Regions from separate parts of the Homo sapiens genome. Here region 2 is linked to region 1. Evidence: chromatin loops called from intact Hi-C (ENCODE). Cell type or tissue: PC-3. All regions are shown on one strand. Links, peaks and the distances in the headings refer to the core of each region. The heading gives the core; the rest is flanking DNA.

Region 1 (10,922 bases), core at 1,374-9,373:
AACTCCCCATTGGAATTATCTCCTACACATATTTCCTAGGTTTCTATCAATATTATTTACAAAATCTTGCAATTATTTTGATGTATAAGCTATTTTTCTTTGGGTCAGATTCTGTACCAGACCCATGGAGCATGCTGAGTTCTGAACCTAGTTATAAGTCAGTTATAGTGACAATAAGAGATGGCTGAGGTTAATCTTACATAAAATGAGCATTCACTTGCAAGACAACAGTCCAGTTCCTAGACAGATGGTTGCAGAGTTTTCAGGCAAGGGAAAGCTTGTCTTTTCAGCTACAGGCTGAGTATCCCTTATCTGAAAAGCTTGGGACCAGAAGTGTTTCAAATTTGGGGATTTGGAATATTTGCATACATATAACGAAGTATCTTGGGGATGGAATCCAAGTCTAAACATGAAACTCATGTTTTATATAAATATTATACACGTAGCCTGAAGGTAACTTCATATAATATTTTACAATAATTTTGTGCATGAAACAAAGTTTGTGTTAAGTACTTATGTGTGGAATTTTCCACTTGTAGGTTATGTTGGCATGCACAAAATTTTATATTTTGGAATATTTCAGATTTTGGATGTTCAGATTAGGAATTCTCAGCCTGTTCAGGTAAGCAATTGGCATGTATTTACAGGGGGGCTCAGAGTGACTTGAATCTAAGATTCTCAGCCTCATCTGAGTATGAATTAATTTGTCCATTTCAAGTTTCTGAGTCCCATTTCTTCCTTATCAATGCTTTCACTTTCTTGTGAGAGACTTTGTAAGGCTATGAATTCAATACGTATTGTAATTCTGCAAACTTCACAGTATTTTAAGTATAGCTTCTTAAAATATTGGTCACATGGCTGCAGAAAAATGAGACTTATTTAGGGTTGTCATGAAAAGTTTGTGGTTCTCTGACCATGACTTGAATTGAGAGTTTAAAGACCTATGTTTATAGTTTCCATCTTCTAACCACTCTTGTGCACTTGACAGCAAAAAGCTAATGAGGATGCATCATGATAGGAAGATCAAGCCATGATATGACCTTATTTAAGCTGTGATCATGCTTCCTCCTAGGGTTGGCATGGGGATTGAATAAGTAGATGCTCATAAGAATCCATCCCATACCACAGTCCACATAGGCATCCTTACTCCAGTAAGAGTCAAATGAAATAGTCACTTGGGTTCCCAAGGTTCTTGCTTCAGTAGACACTTCATCACAATCAACCACAGGTGGTGATGTGATTAAGTGTAGTGCATCTACATGCAATTAGTGATTAGCACCTCATTTACCATTGGCAAGGATCTTGATATTGCGTTCAATCTAAGGACATGACCATATTAATCCAACATAACTTTAAGGATTTGTTTCCTAAAATAAATTTCTGGTTATGGAACCAATTACTGTGTAAGGAAGGGCCCATTCAGGAGACAGACACAGTACTGGCTATTTGAACCCAGAAAATTTAATGTAAAGAACTGTTAACTATTTACAAAGTTCTTAAACAGATAAAAGAAAGCATTTTTTTTTTTAAAGATATAAACTGCAGAAAGTAGCTACCACCCCTAGGGCTGAGGGAACAAACGGGAGAGTTTGCAATTATTAATCTTTAGAACCTTAGCTAGGGGCTCTCTGTTGCAGAAATTAAGCCATTTGATGAGAAGGTGCTTGTTCAGCTAGTGCTGGTGCATTGGAGCTTGGAGAAAAGGCCCTGTAGACTTGAGACCTTTGTCTACGGAAAAGGGGTCAGCAGACAGTTGGTGCTGGTGTTTTCAGGCAGAGAACATAATGGAGCTGATCTGCAAGTGCGGGAAAAACTACGAACGGGTTTCACCTGCTGCGTTGAAACAAACAAGCAAACTGGTGTACTATGGAGTCAAAACAACAACAACAACAACAACAACAACAACAACAACAACAACAACAAACTCTGAAGTGCTGCTAGTAGTCACAGCCCTCAGGGAGAATACAGCCAAGACTGTTGCTTGTTCCTTCTCCAGCCTTGCAGTCTCTCACTAGTGCCCCTCACTGGCAGAGCCTAACAAAGCAGAAATGTGGTTTCTGGAATTCTGCCCTAGCATCAAAAAGCAGAGCATAGAGGGTCAGTTTGGAGCTGGGGACAATGACTTCATAAATGGCACAGGCCTCTTCCAGTTATGCACTTATCCCCATTTGTTTATACATCCCGAGCAGGAATCTTCTTAGAAGATAGACAGAGGAAGAAAAACTACATCATGGGATGGTATTTTGTTTTAAATATGTTCAATAAAATCATGTCGTCCCTTGTTCCAGAGATGTTTGACAGTGTTGACAATTTGCTCCTGTTCTCCTAGCTGTTGGAGTGTCACTCTCCCTGGCTCTTCTGCAACTCCTCTGAGAGTTCCATCTTAGTCTAATTCACAGAATTTTCGCTTCATCATTTTTTCCGCAAACCTGCCCTTCCTCCTGTATCTGCCCTTTCAATAAAAGAGATTAACTTCCATGCAGTCACCCAAACTGGAAATGGAAGAGTCACTATTACTTCCTCATCTTATCCAGCCCACCCATCCAAGTGGATATCAAACCTGTGTATTCCACTCCCTAATTATCTCTTACATCTCCCCCTTTAATTCCTTCCCTTTTGCTCCTAACTCTCCTTAGCCCCTCGCCATCACTGATGCGCTTCCTTCTCAATGACTTCCCGGCCTCTACTCTGGGCCTCTCCTTTCCATCTGCCACACTTCTCGGCCTAAACTCCCTCAATGGTTCCCATCACTTCAGCCCAGTGCTTTTCACCCAACACCGTGCTAGAATTACACCAGGAAAACTTTTAAAAATGCAGATGCCTGAACCCTACCCTTAGAGACTTCATTTTAACTGGTCTGGACAGGTGCCCAGCCTCTTACATTTTTTAAACATTCCCCAGTTGATTCTATTGTTTTGCCAGGGTGGTGAGCCACTGCCTGAGCCTAAGTATCCAGTGCTTCTTATAAGCCATCTCATTTCTGTATTTCTAACCATATCTCCGACACCTTTCTTCCAACACACCATGTGCCCTAGTCTTCATGAAATACTTGTTTTCTTGCCTCCAACATCCATTCCACTCCTTTCCTTCCATATACGTTTGTAATTATTCCTTAAGATTCAACATAGGCAACAATCTAAGAAATGACTATTTCCAACGCCTATAACTGTAGAATGAACAGCTAAGAGCATAGATTTCAGAATCTGAAAGGTTTAATCCCAACTCTATCACTTAAAATAGCTGTGTTGGCTGGGCACAGTGGCTCATGCCTGGAATCCCAACACTTTGGGAGACTGGGGTGGGGGCGGATTGCTTGAGGTCAGGCATTCAGGACCAGCCTGGCCAACATGGCAAAACCCCGTCTCTACAAAAAATACAAAAAATTATCCAGGCATGATGGTGCACACCTGTAATCCCAGCTACTGGGGAAGCTGAGGCATGAGAATTGCTTGAGCCTGGGAGATGGAGATTGCAGTGAGCCAAGACCACGCCACTACACCCCAGCCTGGGCAACAGAGCAAGGCTCTGTCTCAAAAAAAAAAAAAAAGTAAAATATCTGTGTGACCTTGGACAAGTTGTGTGACTTATCTAAGCTTTAAATCCTATGTGTCAAATGGAGATAATACCTTCCGTAGAGGATGGGTGACCAAATAAACGGTGTGTTTGTAGTGCCTAATATAGTGCCTGGAAATAGACACAGTAGACATTATCTAATAATCATTAGCATCATACACCTATATCACCTATCTTTCTTTCCCATTAAATGCATGCACAGCATTGGCAAAGACCATATCATTCATTGTTGTACATAATACTTAATACAGAAGATGGCATATTGTAAGTACTAAACAAAATATCTATTGAATGAGTAAAGATATGGTTCCTGTTCCAGATAGCTCAGAGCCTGAATTCTTATTCATTCTTTTCTCTCTCTTGCAATTACATAATGGGTGGTTCATATAGATCTTCATAATTTTTTTTACTTCAAAATAATAAATTAGATAGATGAAAGTTTTGCTTTAATTTGCAAATTAGAATTGTTTATCTGGGTGCCCATTCGTACACATGATAACCTTTTTTTTCAATAATATTTATTGAGAGAAGAGAAAATAATTATATTGGAGAGACATTTGCACCCCCATGTTTATTGCAGCACTATTTACAATAGCCAAGATACGGAACAAATCTAGGTGTCCAACAGCAGATAAGTGGATGAAGAAAATGTGGCATATATATATATATATATATACACACACACACACACACACACACACACACACACACACACACCATGGAATACTATTCAGCCATAAAAAAGAAAAAAAATCCTGTCATTGACAGTAACATGAATGGAATTGGAAGACATTATGGTAAGTGAAATAAGCCAGGGATAGAAAGATAAACACTGAATATTCTCACTCTCATGTGGAAGCTAAGAAAAGCTAATATCATAGCAGTAAAAAGTTGAACAGAGGATGCTAGAGGCTGAGAAAGGAGGGATATGGGAAGATCTGTTAAAGAATAAAAATTATGGCTGGGCGTGGTGGCTCACGCCTGTAATCCCAGCACTTCAGTAGGCCGAGGTGGACCGATCATCTGAGGTGGGGAGTTTGAGACCAACCTGACCAACATGGAGAAACCCCGTCTCCACTAAAAATACAAAATTAGCCAGGCATGGTGACGCATGCCTGTAATCCCAGCCACTCAGGAGGCTGAGGCAGGAGAATCACTTGAACCCGGGAGGCAGAGGTTGTGCTGAGCCAAGCTTGTGCTATTGCACTCCAGCCTGGGCAACAAGAGTAAAATTCTGTCTCAAAGAAAAAAATTACAGCTATATAGGAGGGATTATTTCTATTATTCTGTACCTCTATGGGATGACTCTAGTTAACAATAATATATAGTTTCAAATAGCTAGAAAGAGAATATTTAATGTTCCTAACACAAGGAAATAAGTATTTGAGATGATGGATTTGCTAATTATCCTGATCTAATCACTATATATGTATCAAGACATCACTGTGTACCTCATACATATATGCAACTATTATTTGTCAACTAAAAATAAAATAATAATATTTATTGAACATTACATCACTCTAGGCACTGAAAAGAGATTCATGAACTTCTGTACTGGCCCATTAAACATTTAAGAGTATATAAGGCATTGGAATGAAAGAAAGAAGGAAGAAAGGAAAAAATAGAGGGAGGGAAGCCACTCCTTCCATTAATACTGGCACCTTTTGCAAATTTCCTCTTTACTCCTCATGGTGTTTTTTAAAGAAAGTCTATACAATCTCTCAGGACCTATTTCAAATGTCACCCTTTCCCAAAAGCTTGAGTGATCCTCCAGTTGAAATCAATCATTTCCCAGTGAATGTGTGGTCATTGTACCTGATACCTGTTTTATACCTACTGCCCTCATCTCATGCTGGAGACATCTGGTCTACCTTTGACTCCAACACTGTGTACTCTGTGAGACAGGGTGATGCCATATATTTTTCATACTCTCACAATATATAGCATAGCTCCATATATGTAATACTTAAGCCCAACAACTGTTTTTTGACTGCAATTATATCTCTTATTGAGGGTTTTTTCCACCCTCTTTTTACCCTCACTTACTGGAATATTTATACCACAATCAAGAGGATCATCATCACTGCCATCATCATCATCATCGTGTAGGTATAAACATCATTACAATTAGAGAAGCTGTAAAAAAAATTGAAAAAGTGTTTTTTTATTTAAACTCAGTGAGAAAAAAACATAACCACAAAGTCGCTTATCTTTAAAACTTTTTGGTGAAGGTAGAGAAGTGCCATAAAAAAACACAACATATTTCTGAAACCTCAATTTCCTGTGAGTCATCCTTAGGGAAATACAATATGAAAAGAATCAGCACAGATTCCAGATGGGAAGGTTCCTTGAAATACCCTTGGAGTTGCATGAGGATGTCTTATGAATTCAATGGTTTGTGATTTATTAATCTATACTGGGTCTGGATAAGAAATGTGTAATCCAGACTCGTCCTTCTCACTCTCTGTCTCTTGCTCTCCAAGTCTTCTTATTTCAAGTGTTCACAGTAAAGTTGCCTAAACAAGGAGGATTTTTTGAGTTTATGGAATTCAGTAATAGTTGCTAATAACATTCTTGGAGTTGCTTCATCGGGTTACTTTGTTGAATAGGTATAGATGATCAGTCTCATTTTTTATTCAGTGAATCAGTTACTACTGGCAAGAAGCAATACGTCATGGAGATTAAGGGTATGAGACGTGAAGTTAAATTTCCTGGGTTTGTATGTTAACTCAACTAAATTATGAACTGTGTGACCATCAACTGGTAACTGAACCTCTTTGTGTTTCAGTTTCCCAATCTTACCTATCTCTTAACATGTATTTGCACTATTAGATTAATTAGTATATATCAATTTCTTACTAGCACATATAAGTACTCAGTAAGTCTTAGATATCATTATCAAAATTAAAACTTTTATCTTTCCCAAACTTAACCCAAACATGCCCCTTTCTCCCTCCCTCTGCTCCTTCCTTCTTTCGTTCCTTCCTTCCTTCTTTTCTCCCTTCACTTCCTACTTCCTTCTTTCCTTTCTTCCTTCACTCCCTTCCTTTCTTCCTTCACTCCCTTCTTCCTTAACAGATATTATTGAAAAACTATGGATGCCCCATAATCCTCTATGTGTATGGAGAAAAAGAGGTAAACAAAACAGAAAACCTTCTTTTCATAAGGGGAGTCTTTGTTCATGAAAGGGGCCCTGACAATAAGCAAATCAATCTACAACATAATGCCAGAGAGCAATGACGAATATGCATTGTGAGGGAAAACAAAACAAGGTAAAGTGAACATGGGACTGTTGCAAGTACAAAGGGGAATAATAACATAGGGAAATTTGAAGTGAACTAAAGTGAATAATTGTTTTAAATTGCATAGTACATAATGTGTGTTTGCTGTTTTAAACTTATGTGAAGAAGGTGCTCATCTAAACTGCTATACTTTGCTCTGTCAGTTTATACTTGTCCTGGAGACATTTGGAAGCCCAGATTGCCATAAAGTATAGCTAACCAGGAAGAAAGGGATCTGGGATCCTTGACACATGCTCTAGGATCTATAGAGAATCCACAAAGCCTGAAAGGCAGTGATCGAGGGCAGTTCAATCTCTAGTCAATATTACAGAGTCCCTGGTTAAGTAATAATGGTAGTGGCATTTTAAAAATTATGAAACTGAGACTTCTGGAGGCCAAATGACTTGTATTGGTTTCATAATTTGTACATGGGAATTTAATACCTACCTGATGGATTTGTAGTAGAGATTAAAGCTAGTGGATGAAAGTGAGGAATGAATGACTAAACCCATCACGATTGGACTCCACGTCTATGGTATCTTCACCAGGCAGCCCTCCTGAGCCCAGCAGGGAGACTAACATTGGCATGAAGGACATCTCCCTCCAAGGCTGAGAATGCTTGTGCAAGGGTGATGAGTACTGTTTGAAGATACAGGGACTATTAGGACAAGAAAAATCCCTCAAACTAAAGGAACTAAAGTGCCTGGCATTAAAACAAGATAAGAACTGGGGCAAGAGGAAAGAGATACCAGAACAAAGGTTTAAGAGAGTAGCTTTTTAAGAAGATCAACACAGAAGCACAGTTATTAGAAGTAAGTCACAGGTGAATATGAGATTAATAGCAAATTTTGCTTCCCTGCTCACTAGAAAATATATAGGGCTTCATATTTCCTAGATACAGATGGAGCCTGTCCTTGTGCTTAAGGTGTAATTAAGAAGTGTTGAGGTCAACAGACAGCCATTTATGATGACATTGAAAAATATATAAAGTCATGGATGGACTATAATGTTGATCATGAGTTAATATTCATAATCCTTAATACTTAGGATCCCTAATCATTAAACCTTAAATAGCAACGGCTGTCATGTGTTAATTCCCCTAAATATTTTTATTAAGTATAAAGGTTCAGAAGTAGACACTGTATAGTAGAAAACACAGAGATCTTGAAATTAAAACCTGACTTTTTATTTTAATTCCCAATCAATATGATCTTAGACTAGTCTTCTAATTTCTCTCAGAATCTTCAGCTATAAAATTGACACCATTCTTGCTCTAAATTGGTTATAAAATTGTTATTAAGAAAATATGAGTTAATACACTTGAAAAGTATGAAATACTGACATAAAAGGTGATATTTTTGCTTGCATATACAGTTGCAGGTAAAATTTATTAAACAAGTTGTATACAGTGATTATACTAGGAGTTATTATTATTTAGGATAATTGTGGTGATTCTTTGGCCAAGTTTTCAATCCTTGTAAAAATAAATAGTTTCTCCAATTCATCCATTTATAACCTTTTTTTTGTTGTTGACTTTACTCATATTTTAAGTCAGGATCTTGAGCCCAGGTTATATAAATATTTTACTCAACTGTATGGAAGTGGAAGGCCACTTCTTTTAGAATGGTGATGAAGGCTGCTAGGACAGATATTCTTGGGTGAACCTGATAGTTGAGTGTTGAAAGAACCTCAGACACTTTGTTCGGTGGTAATCTGAACTGAGTAGACTTCAGAGGTGGTCCAGACTGCAGATGGAAACTATCAAGAGCCCATTGCAACAACAGAATAGAAGGCAGCTGTATTATGCAGTTGACCATAACCTACTCAGGGGAGAAGTGGGAAAGATTAAGAACATGGTGGAAAGAATCTGGCTTTTATATGGGTTCAGTTGTGCAATATCATGAAAGTTATTCACTTTTTTCTTTCTCCACACTTATAATTACTCTTCAGTGAGTCCTGTCATTATGCACATGGTTATTTTTTTTTTTTATTTTGAAAAGGACTCAGATGGGAAGAGATGTTTGACTCTCTGTCATTTCCTGGAGACACTGGATTTAGATGAATCTCAATAATATCAGGAATGAAAGAAATATTAGAGAGGTTTAATGCCCTAAGTGCTCTGCATCAGCAAAGGTGCTAGAGGACTTTGACTATTTTGATAATGGTGGTTACTCCTTCTAAGAGTACAAAACTTACCACAATCCTGTAAGGCAAGAGAAACTACTCAGTATTTCTCATGCACTAGGTAGCATCATCCACTTAGTAGACACCTATCTAATTTTTAGAAAACATACATACATAAGAAGAAAGTTATTTTTGTAATATGAATCTTGAACTTTCAAGTCTATAATGTGATGTCGAATGCTCCGGGATACTTGCTGGTCCATGAAGCTAAACAGTCCATGAGTTGAAGCCTTCACTGTTTCCTAGACTTCACTCAAAGGGTTAATTTTATTTATCAGAATCCTCTGTGTTTGGCAGCTTGTGGCACTATTGCACGTGTCCTTAGAAACATTAGAAATGCCCACAATATAATTCTTTCCCTGATCAAAATTCCACTCAAATGAAAACCAGGGATGTAGTTTTCTTCCAACCAAAATTAACTTTGCAACTGTGTCGTCCAGATGTACAACATCTTTGACAGTTTGTTTATGGATTGTACACAAGTACTGCTTTGGAAAAAAAAGAGAAGCTGTTGTTTTGGCAGTTGACTGTCAATGCATTTGGGTAGTTGTTTGTGGAACCTTTACTGGAAATCTGAACATCTGACTGACTCAGAGGATGGCTTTGTTTGGTTCTCTGCCAATCAGATCCTCCTAAGCCCTCAGAATCTTATACACAATTTAGCTTGCTATCACGTTCTATTAAGATACAGCTGTAGTTTGGTGGAGTATGTGTGGCATTTCAAATTATATACTCTAAGAATGGCACATCCAACTTAGTTAATCATGATTCCGGGCATTGCTCTGAATTTCAATGATTTTCTTGCAGAAGAAAAGAGAAGGGATATGAATTTTCCACTATTTTCTTGCTGTTGATGAGTTTGTAACCGCATCAAAAGTCATTTAGAGTCATCTTGTTATTTTAATAGGTTATACCTGCAATGTCATACAATAAAATAATCAACTCATGACTTCTCAGTGACCAAACATCCAGTAAAATGAGTCTTAAAAAAGTTAAATTGAGTCGTATCATTTGCAGAAAAATTGTAAGAATGTTATTAGTGGAGACAGTTTAATTCATCCAAAAGTTTCATTTAAAACACTTTGCCTGTGTCTTAGTCAGCTCAGGCTGACATATACTGCGTGGCTTAAACAACATAAATTTATTTTCTCACCATTCTGGAGCTAGAGGTCCAAGATCAAGATGCCACCATGGTTGGGTTTTGGTGGGGGCACTCTTCCTGGCTTATAGATGCTGTCACATGGTGGGAGTGTGGGAGTAGGGGGCTGAGGAGGTGGGAGTGAGGGTGAGTGGGAGAGACAGCAAGACTAACCTCTCTGGTGTGTCTTCAACTACAATTTTATTTTATTTTATTTTATATTTTATTTTATCTTATCTTATCTTATTTTATTTTATTTTACTTGAAACAAAGTTTCACTCTATGCCCAGGCTGAAGTGTAATGTTGCGATCTTGGCTCACTGCAGCCTCCACCTCCCAGATTCAAGTGATTCTTGTGCCTCAGCCTCTCTAGTAGCTGAGATTACAGGCGTGCATCACCACCCCTGACTAATTCTTATATTTTTAGTAGAGACAGGGTTTCATCATGTTGGCCAGGCTGGTCTCAAGTTCTTGGCATCAAGTGATTCACCCACCTTGGCCTCTCAAAATTCTAGGATTACAGGTGCGAACCACCATGTCTGGGCAACCTTTTGTTTGTTTCGTTTTGTTTTTCATTATTTTTGTAGAACTGTGGTCTCACTATTTTGCCCAGACTAGTCTTAAACTCCTTACCTCAAGCGTTCCTCCCACCTTGGCCTTTCAAAGTATCGGGATTACAGACATGAGCAACCATGCTGTGCCTGGTGTCTCTTCTTAGATTAGTGAAGGGCACCAATCCCATC
Region 2 (10,922 bases), core at 1,025-9,024, 85 kb before region 1:
TACTGTTCTTCCTTGACGCAAATTTCTTACTTAAATATTTTTAGAACAGAAAATACTTTCTGAAGTTCTGTAAGATCTCAGAGAGGGCTAATATTTATCTGTTTCTATTGATTTGTTAATTAAGGTTCAACCAGACAAAGCCACTAATATCCATGAAGATGGGGACACTTTTATGAACAAAGCTTTGCTTTTGGTCAAAAATACAGTGTACACCTCTCTGTGCACTGTAGATGTACAGAGGACATCTACAGTCTAGATGTACCAGTGTATATCCTCTCTGGATGAGGACCCTGGGAAAGGAGGGTGCATCACTCTGCTGAAGATCTTTTAGTTTCATAATTAGTAGAATGTGGGAAGGAGAATTTGAGACATTTCTAACTCCGTATAAGATAAGCTTGTGTCCTGAAACACTCATTTTTCTACCTCTTATTCAAAGTGTATAACTGGCTTAAGTAGAAATGGAAAGTTTGTTATTACAGGAGAAAGTGAGATATAGTGATGATAACAAAAATATACTTGTGATGCATTAATCTTAGGCTGTCTTATCACTTTTTAAATATAACTAACAAGGCCTTATGGCAACTGTGGAATATATAGGTATTATGTGACACGTTTTATATTTTCAGGCCTGATGTCGTATTGTATGTGTTTGTATTAGTCCATTCTCACGCTGCTAATAAAGACATACCTGAGACTGGGTAATTTATAAAGGAAAGAGGTTTAATAGACTCATAGTTCAACATGGTTGGGGAGGCCTCAGGAAACTTACAATCATAGCAAAAGGGGAAGCAAACATGTCCTTCTTCACATAGTGACAGGGAGAAGAAGAATGAGAACCTTATAAAACCACCAGATTTCATGAGAACTTACTCACTATCATGAGAATAGCATGGGGGAAACCACTCCTATGATTCAATTACCTCCCATAGGGTCCCTTTCATGACAGGTGGGGATTATGGGAACTACAATTCAAGATGAGATTTGGGTGGGAACACAGCCCAAACCATATCAGTGTTATTTTAAACAACTAACAGTGTCAATTCAGTATGTGGCCCTCATGATCTGAGACCAAAAAAAATACAAAAAGTATAAATAAAAATGAATGTGGGTGGAGTCCTAAACAATATTATATTTGTGACCATTGTATAAACCAGCTTAGGAAAAAAATATTTTTCTTTATCATTTTGTAGAAGATGAAAAATTCAGAGTCATGGCATAGTATCATAGGAGAATAGGAGAATGATAGCTGTGTGCTAATAAGAATAATCAAATAAACAACTTTATTTTTACTAGCTTTTATTATATTGTTACCCATCTTCAAATCTGTTAATTTTTTTTTATTTGACAGAGGAAATAATACAAACTTATAGAAATATACGTTAATTATAATTAGCATAAGAATTTGATGTGATTAATATGACAGATGCTGAGTAAGATAAATTGACACTATTTTTGCTGATTCATCACTATCTCCTTAACTTATATATTTTTGTGGCTGTGTTGGTCTTTGTGAAGCTATGATACCCTGTTTCTAGTACTGTAATCTTTACATTCCAGGTCCTTGTGTCCAGGGAGTGTTTTTGGAATGAGAATGTGGATTGGGGGGCAGATGTGGCAACGGCTGGGTAGCAGATGTGTGCCCTTTGCAAGAGTCTTTGGAAAAACAGAAATTGTGAATTTTTTTAAAGGATCTTGGAAAAGAATTGCCTCATATAGTCCAATAGAGTACACAAAATTAGACTTTGCTTCTGGGTACCTTATGACTGTAAAATTAGCTATTGAGTGAGTTTCCCATCTGGGAAATATCAATTATTTACTGTTTAGAACTTTCCCTCTTGCTATTAGATGTCCTAAAGACAGTGTTCTCGCTTAATTTTGCTATTTTGCCAGGGAAAAGCAAGAGGAATTGCTCTAACTTGAACCTCCTCATCTTTCTATTGGGCTATAAATCTCATAAGGAAACAAAGACGTCCCTTCCATAATGCACACTTAATATTTGATGTCAATCTGCAAAACCTGCAAAATCTGCTCTGAGGAGGATCAGGGTTCAGCTACATTGTTATATTGAACTTTTCTGAAGGCAACTTAAAGAATGTATTCTTCAAACTGTGGTGTTATTAAAGGAAAAGAAGTATATTTTGGAAAGTGATTTATAAATGTTTAGGATGCAGATTGTAATAGATCTGTATTTCTTAACATCAGTATAATTATTAGAAGCATCTTAAGAACAAGTGATGATGGGGTGGTTTAGACCAGAACTCTGAAATAGTGCTTGTCCCCAGGGAATGAGCAAGAAAAGTAGATTTTCTATGATAAGAGAACATGACGATTAGGCTGGGTATGGTGGCAAAATGGCAGCACTTGAGAGGCCAAGGCAGGAAGATCACTTGTGGCCAGAAGTTCAAGACCAGCCTGGGCAACATAGTGAGACTCTTGTCTCTACAAACATTTTTAAAAATTAGCTGTACATGGTGGCATGCAGCTGTAGTCCTAGCTATTTGGGAGGCTGAGGTGGGAGGAGGTCTTGCTGCGGTGGGCTATGAAGGTGCCACTGCACTCCATCCTGGGCAACAGGGCGAGGCCCCATCTTGAAAAAAAAGAAAATATGAAAACTCCTATTTCTATGTATTTCTAAATCTCATTATTTCTTCACTTTTTATTTTTATATATCGTAATACTTATGATATAGTAGAGCATAATACATTTCTAATTCATAAGTAATGTGCAATACTTTGCCATTTATCACTGTGAGTGATGAATCAAAAGCATTTAGAGATCACCGGTGCAGATAAATAGGCAGTGCTCAGGTGTCTCTGTGTATGTGACTGAATATAGGAATTCAGCATTTAGTACTTTCTCTACAGGAAGAGATCTCCCAGAAAATTTTAACTTCATATTTATTTATGCAGAGAACATGTTTTAGTGACTGGTTACCTTAGTGATTGGTATCTGCTCCTTCCCGATGGCACTTTCTGTTCTCTCTCAGTGCTCAGTGTTCTGGGGCTAAAAAGCACTTGGGAGGCCACAGAATCTGTAGACACTTTTATTTGACATATGAGTAAGCAGACCCCTGTTGCTAAGAGTGGCAAGTGCAGAGTAATTCTTCCTAAAGGGTGAGAAGAGAGAAAGGAAATTATTTTGCAAAGTGTTATTTACTTAATTTTATTTTATCTTTTTATTTTTTGAGACAGAGTCTCACTCTGTAGCCTAGGCTGGAGTGCAGTGGTGTGATCGTGGCTCACTGCAGCCTCGACATTCTGGGCTCAAGTAATCCTCTTGCCTCAGCCTCCCAAGTTGCTGGGACCACAGGCACATGCCACCATACCCAGCTAATTTTCTGTATTTTTTGTAGAGATGAGATCTCCTTCGTTGCCCATGCTGGTCTTGAACTCCTGGGCTCAAGCGAACTTTCTGCCTTGGCTGCCCAAATTGCTGGGATTTTAAAAGCATCAATAATGATGTATAATCAAATTTGTACAGATAAGTTAAAGTTAATGGCAAAATTGTATGTGAGAATTAGTGTTGATTCTCTACGTTCTGTTTCCTAACTTTTGTCATTTTATTTTTTATTTGACTGGAAGTCTCAGGTGATAAGTTAAGTCATGCTTGCCTTCCTGAGAGCTAAATCAACTTTTCTCTTTCTTTATTAAAATCTAAGAAGTCTTATTAATTATACGGTAATGTATGAACACTTGCTTTTTTACAACTTGTCTTCTTTTACAAAGGTCCAAGACTTAAAAAAAAAACACATAAAGTGTTAGTGATTCTTCTTCAAAATTAGAGAAAAGTGAAATAATTACCCAACCTAACACAATTTAAAATTTCTTTTCAAGGCTGGTAGCTCCTTTAATATAAACCCTTAGGGTCTATACCTTAAAGGGGTCATACAAGCCAGTGAATTCATTTCCACAGCTTGTTTAGAAGCTGCCCAGTGAAGTCCTTAACACTCCTTTTCAGAATTACAGGAATTCGAGGTTGCAGTGAACTATGATTGCACCACAGCTCTCTAGCCTGGGTGACAGAGCAAGACCCTGTCTCAAAAATTTAAAAAAAAAAAAAAAAAAGAGGAAAGAAAGAAAAATAGTACTCCTTTTCATAAACCTGAGGTTAATATTTTGTAAAGGGTAATGTGAAAGAGTGAAAAAACCAGAGAAGAATTTATAGTTTCACAAAGCAGTGTCCTCACATTACCTAGTTTTCTAATAAAATCCAAAAGTTCTAGGCAAAAATCCAGATGTTCTAAGAAATCCTCATGGTTAATATTATGAAAACACATATTCCATCTGAGCATGAATTTATTTAACCATCCAAATACATCATCATGGAATTCTGATCAGTGAAATTGAGTATATTTGGTTAAATAATGAAATTTTCTTCATCACACATGTAGTTTTGAATGCTTACCAGGTCAGTCAGGCTTCCTGCTTAGTACCCTGTGCTCCCTCCTATAGAGGTACAATACAATTTGGGACTTTCCCAGGTAAAATTTTTCCTCTTCTGGCATATTTACCTTTACTACATTTTTATAGTTTTTCACAGTGTTATAATCATTTGCCATCACATTTTTTACTTGGGAAGCACACATTTGTATGTCTCATATTAAGGATTCAGTCTTCTTGGAATTACATTTTCAAAGTCATTATTGGAAATGTAATTTTTAGTAAGCAAACTATTTGCTTTCCTGTATAACTGAAATTATGACTCATTCAGTGGAGTGCTCAGAGCTTGCTCAATTTAAGAGAATTTTATTATGAAAACATAAATCTCTTTAAAAAACCATGGCATGTTTCTCCCCTAACCCCCAAGCAGTTAGTTCAAGTAGAGACCCTCTAGAAAACAGCACCTTGTGTTGACTAAGAGTTTTGCAACCATGTCAAAGGCCAGGTATTAAAATTGCTATTGTTGAGCTGATAACTGAGTAGAAATTTGCCAGGAATTTAACAGATAACAAGGAAAGTACCTGATAAAGAGTGAGATCTGTTGAAGAGCAGTCATTACCACCATCACAATGGCTCAGAAAAATTGCTTTGTTTGGAAAAGGAGGGTTTGTGTGACTGCTAGGGAGATGTTTTATATTCATTGGTCATTTGTTTGGTTAGGTGTTTAATGGACACATATTGTATATTAGATACTGTGCTTAGCACTTAGTGAGAATAATTGCTCTAGTTCCTGTTCCTGTAAGACAGAATGTATGAAATCCAGGAGCAACAACTAAGTAGGGAATCTTTTTCTCTTCCTGCTATTTGCTCTGTTTTATAATACAGGAAAATTCTGTAGAGGGTTTAGTCACTCCCTGATTTAACTTGTGACTCTCGGAGAACTCACAACAGAAATAATGGCCATCTGCATGATTTAATAAGTGGGATTTGACCCAAATGGTTCAGAAGTCTTAGGGACTGTGGACAAACCAAAAAGTTACTTAACTTTTAGGGTTCTGAATGGATATATAGAAGTATTGTAAAAACATGTGGAGAAAAAATTGAGGAGAAAAGCATTCAGTGATTGATAATTACGGCTTTGTGAGGCAGGAAGTAAATTGTACTACATTCCGTGAAAAATATTCCAAATTGTTCTAGATTGAGATTTAAAGACAATTTCTAAGAATAACAATTGGGTACATCTATATACTGTTCCATCTTTATAAAGGATGAGTGAGTGACATCATGTGTTGATTTTTCTTTCTTTATGATCATGAGACTGCTGTTCTCATGGCAGTTTTCCCAATTTAAGAACAAGTACCTACAGGGACACGGACAACTTCTTGAATGCTAAAATTTAAAATCCCCAAATATAAGTTCAAATGACACCTTTTTTGGCATTCTGGTTTTCCGACTCAATGGCATATGAAAAGTTTAGTTTAGTAGGTAAGCTGTTGTTTAATACTGAAGTCATATTTCCATTTGTTATAAAGAAAATAGAATTTATAACATCATTAAAAGGGGTTCTCAGTCCTTGAAGCAGTGAGAAACACCTTATTCAGTAAAATTACTTAATAACACAATAAGATATACTAAAACAGAAATTAAGATTTTCCCTCCTTCATATTAAGACAGGATAGCTTTAATTAATAAAAGTAAAGTCAAGTAAACCCCCCAAAATTAAAATCCATGTTTGATATTTAAGCTAAAATACTTATAGGCTGATTTAAAGGAATGATCCCTACTTTCTTTAAAATGGAGTTATATATCTATGTTTATATTCTGTAACAGATATGCCATTTTAGAAAATCAGAAGAGATGTATGGAACTGATAACCTTAGTCCGGAGTGGCTAGGTTATCCTTTAAAACCAGGATATATCTTTTTTCTTCCTTCCTAAATATTTTGTTATTCAGAAAAAAATTCACAGAAAAAGAAAATTATATTTAACTAAGAGGGGATGTTGTATGCCCAAGTTCTTTAGCATCGAAGAGGGCCGATGGCTGGGAACGCTGGAGAGAGGACAGAGCAAGGTAAGGAGGCTCTTGGTGGAATGATGCTTGTCCTCAGACCCACGTGGTTTCTAGGTGAGAACCTTGAGGAGAAGAGGCATGCCTTGTGCAATTTGGTATTTCCTGCCTTAGCTAAGTACCTCCCAGGCAGTATGAGCAAAATAGGTTGGTGGATAAATGATAAGAAGGACAGTAGGTGACATCATAGGTGACGTGGACCACTGGGTTCAATGAAGGAGCCTGTGTTTTGGAGCTATTCAGACACCTGTGTTAAACTCTAGCTCTGCTACCCCTTTCTTGGGTGGCCTGACATATGTTATTTTCTCTACTGAGATTGTGATATCTCCATTTTAAAGTGGGATACTTACTGTTGGGATTTCAAGGAGCCCATACAAACTGGTCTTTCATTCCTGAGTTCCAAAGAGACCATGAGAGTGATGGCAATTGGATCATCAGCTTTATTGCTGCAAAAGGAAGCTGGCAATGTGACTTAGTTCTATGGCCGCATGGTCTTAACTAACAGCCCTGCCCTAAGTCAATGGAAGTGTGAAGCGTGAGAATGCAACTCCCCTCAACACCTACCCACAGGGTGTTAGGATGGAATGATTTCGTTCATGGAGGTAATCAGTAAGTCTTCCTTCTCATCCCACTCTTCCAATCTGATTTTGAATATTCTGTAAATCAGTGGAAATGAGCATATTAACTGGGTTAGGCAGGGTTTACAGAGCCAATTTTTCTTTCTTTCTTTTTTTTTTTTTAAGTCTTCTAGGGGCCAGGCATGGTGGCTCATGCCTGTAATCCTAGTACTTTGGGAGGCCAAGGCATGCAGATCACTTGAGGTTAGGAGTTCAAGACCAGCCTTGCCAGCGTGGTGAAACCCTGTCTCTACTAAAAATACAAAAATTCGTCAGGCGTGGTGGCAGGTGCCTGTATTCCCAGCTTCTCGGGAAGCTGAGGCAGGAGAATCGCTTGAATACGGGAGGTGGAAGTTGCAGTGAGCCGAAATGCACCACTGCACTCTTGCCTGGGTGACAGAGTGAGGCTGCATCTCAAAAAAAAAAAAAAATGCCTTTTAAAAGGTGTCTGCCACGGCCTCATGGGTTGTTCTGTTGCCTAATCAATGATTCTTTGGAGCCAGCTAGAATAGGGCTTTCTTAATGCTGGGTAGAGGGACTGTTTCCAGCAAATGTTTAGGAAACCTGCTTTGTGGAGATAATGGTTTCCTAGCAATAATACCAGCCTGAACTTTCCTGAGCTATATTTTTTGTAGTTTAATCTACTAGATTGGATTAGGCTCTGACTGAGTTCCTTACACAAGCAATAAGGGCAAGAGATCCGGAGAGAGATTACACCATCTAAAAGAAGCTGTCACATGTCATATAAGAATGTCAGGATGAGTAGACTTATTTTAACTACTTGGAAAAGTTTATAAGATTCCCAAAACCTTTATACCTCCACACTTTTTTGTTATTTTTATTACCATCTGTTTACTGTCCTATTATGATTAGCCAGAAAGCTCTTAAAATGGAAAGGATTTATGTGCATGATTTTAGTGGTAGTAAAGAAAAAAGAGCAGTGGAGTGAATATTTCTGCCAGGTCGGTGGGGAACCTAGGAGGGGAGAGTGGGCTGTAGCATCTTGTAGGCTGCATCTCAGAAGTCTGTGGAAAGAGAAAAAACAGAGCGTGGGAGACAGGGGCAGTGGCCCTGTCAATAACAAGAAGTCAATAATAGAAATTACACTCGATTCTTAGTAAGCCAGAGACAAATAGGTAGGTTTCCTCAACATAGCTAGACTGAAATTAATGCTTGTAAAAGTCAAGAAGTTTTTTAAAAGGTATTTCCTAATTTATTCCTAATTTAAAAATAAAACATTTTTTCTTAGCAAGTTATCCTGACATCACAGATATGTTAATTTGGATAAGATTCTTAGATGAAGTGAATTGATTAATGTGAAAATTAATTCATGAATCTTAGATATCAGCAAGTGAGTAGGATTTGGGAGTTGTTTGACAATATTTCTTATATATAGTATTCGTTTTTCCTAGATCATCTGACTGCCAGTATTTCATCTTGAGAGTGGCAATTTAAAAAGGAAAAGCATTTTTTTCCCCTGGGCTTAGACTCCACTAAAACTTGTGGGTTGAACATTTTACCCAAATATAGACCTTTTAGTGATTAAGCTAATTTACTCTTTTCAAACTGTGACATCCTGTTTATAAGAAAGAAGACTTATAAAAAGTAATCTGAGCATGAACTAACTCTTCTAAAGTCAACATCTTGGTGAACTTATGTGTTAAATGAGTCACAAATATTTGGATGAAGATTTTTTCTGGTTTTGAAAGGGAAAGTACTTGGGAAAAAATGTCATTTTGGTTTCATTGAAATGGAAACATTTGAAAAAATGAAATTCACTGGTGAGACTATCATGTAACAGGTTTACACACATATTTCTTAAGTCAGTTCTGTGAAGTTTTAGAGCCGTATCCTCCATGGGCCAACTCTTAACCATCACGAGATGCATTTATAATTATTCCCAGAAATAAGCTTTTAATGTTGCAAAAAGTAAAAATTTTATAATATTTGAAAGTAATATTATTCACTTTGTAAAATGTGTTCTAAAATTATTTTTGTCCCAAAAGAAAGCTGAACGATGCCTATTCAAATTATTTACCTGACAGAAAAATGCTTTTTATTGACCCTTTATTATTTGAAAATGTCATTATGAGCAACTTAAAATTTAATTTCTCTACAATAATGTTATACTCAGTATTTTATACTTGATTTAATATATACTTGCAATGCATACTTGATTTTTAATATATACCTGCAATTTATTAGCAAAATTAAATTTCTCTACAATAATGTTATACTCAGTATTTTATACTTGATTTTAATATATACTTGCAATTTATACTTGATTTTTAATATATACCTGCAACTTATTAGCAAAATTTAATTTCTCTACAATAATGTTATACTCAGTATTTTATACTTGATCTTTGATATACTTGCAATTTACTGGCTGAATTTTTGTGAATTGGGCAAATCCATGCTCTGTTTAAGCACCTCCAGTCTCTATGCTGTTGGTCCTAAAATCCTTATCTTCTGCCCTGTTCTATTAAGTGTTAGATTTGCATGTAAGGATCTTGTTGGTTATTACCTCAAGCACTTCGAACCTGTCAGTTCTCAGTTTTAATTACTTTTTTTTTTTTTAAAGTCACTCTTTCTTCCCCTATTCAGTTACAATATCTTTGGTCTTTGGTCACCAGAGAGCTCTTCCTCTCACTTATCCCACCAAGTAATTGGCCATGAATCCTTGATGATTCGGCCTGTAAAATGACTCTTCTTGCCATCTCTGCCCTATCTCAGACACAATAATTTCTTAGCTAATTCAGAACAAAAGCTTCTCATGGGGCTTCCCTGTCAATTTGTTCTTCTCTGCCACTAGATCTTTCTGTGGAGATAGTCAAACACGAATACACAGGACTTATCTCCCGAGAGACTTTTACCTATTCTCCATGGAGTTAAGATCAAATCTTTACAATCTGATACAGCCTACTTTTTCTAGATTTCTCTCTTCTACTTATCTGCTCTTTGGCCCAATACATGTGGAGATTCATCCATGACTAAAAGTCATTTGACTATACTATATATTTTCCACACTGTGCTATTCCATGTTTTGATCCTCATTACCTAAGACTCACTTTTCCCCTTCTTACTTTCCTTCTTCCAGAAGTAAAAATCACTTCTTCTATGTCCTCTCATAGTACTTTTTTATTCTCTTTGCCATCATGCAATATACCCCATTGAGGTTAACTGTCTATATGAGGATTTCTTGGGCTAAATTATGAATTTTTCAAGGGAGGTATTTGATTTCTTACTTGTGAAAATAAAAATAGTTTCACTGTTGGGACTTAATAAATGCCCCCATATTAATGGGGTACTAAACAAAGGGTGTGTTGAAATGAACCCAGATTCTTATAGGTACAGTTATTGTTCCAAGTGGATGGAGAAGTACTTCAAGGATTAGAGTAAAAAAAAACAAGAGCCTTGCCAATATTTTTTTTCTTGAGAGCTACGGTTTTATTTTATGACAGTCATGGGAATTTCTCAGAAAAGTCAGAGAATAATGAATGGTAGTATTACCTGCAAATTTCTATTTGTTTTCATTCGAACCATCAAGTCATTGTCTCTGGCATTTGTTAGTGATTCATTGTATTGATGACTTTAAAATAAGAACCATCACTAGAGTTGTTCACTTGCTGTTCAGTTTGGCATTAAGTTGATTAGCTAGCATGTATTTATTGGCAATGAGGTAAATATGCTAAGTTAAATGCACACCAATAAAAGTGTAATCCCTATCTTCTATTTGTTAAAATAGAGGTGGAAAAAGAAACTTAGTACACATAGAATAATTAAGTACTAGACTGAGATGGATTATATAAATGTAAATGAAACATGGAGCAAGGAAAAATCATGATGATCTGAAGA

The links. Hi-C counts contacts between places; a loop is a spot of excess contacts. Peaks named below come from ENCODE experiments on the same cell type or tissue, not always from the same donor. Only the 100,000 strongest peaks of a DNase experiment are listed, where the experiment ranks them.
Region 2: it touches region 1 in a loop (3-fold over the local background); 1 of 110 quality-filtered maps calls a loop at or near these places.

Annotation. Positions count from the first base shown.
Region 1 is chr1:215,268,137-215,279,058 of GRCh38, forward strand. No RefSeq gene overlaps it. Among named protein-coding and RNA genes, the nearest start is that of KCNK2, 190 kb to the left of the region's middle. In PC-3, for the core only: a CTCF peak has its summit at 2,020; a DNase peak (open chromatin) is centred at 5,895; H3K27ac peaks cover 568 bases.
Region 2 is chr1:215,183,804-215,194,725 of GRCh38, forward strand. The region is part of intron 5 of KCNK2 (potassium two pore domain channel subfamily K member 2); the gene reads left to right. Among named protein-coding and RNA genes, the nearest start is that of KCNK2, 110 kb to the left of the region's middle. In PC-3, for the core only: no CTCF peak of the experiment used is centred there; a DNase peak (open chromatin) is centred at 8,728; H3K4me3 peaks cover 432 bases; H3K27ac peaks cover 2,193 bases.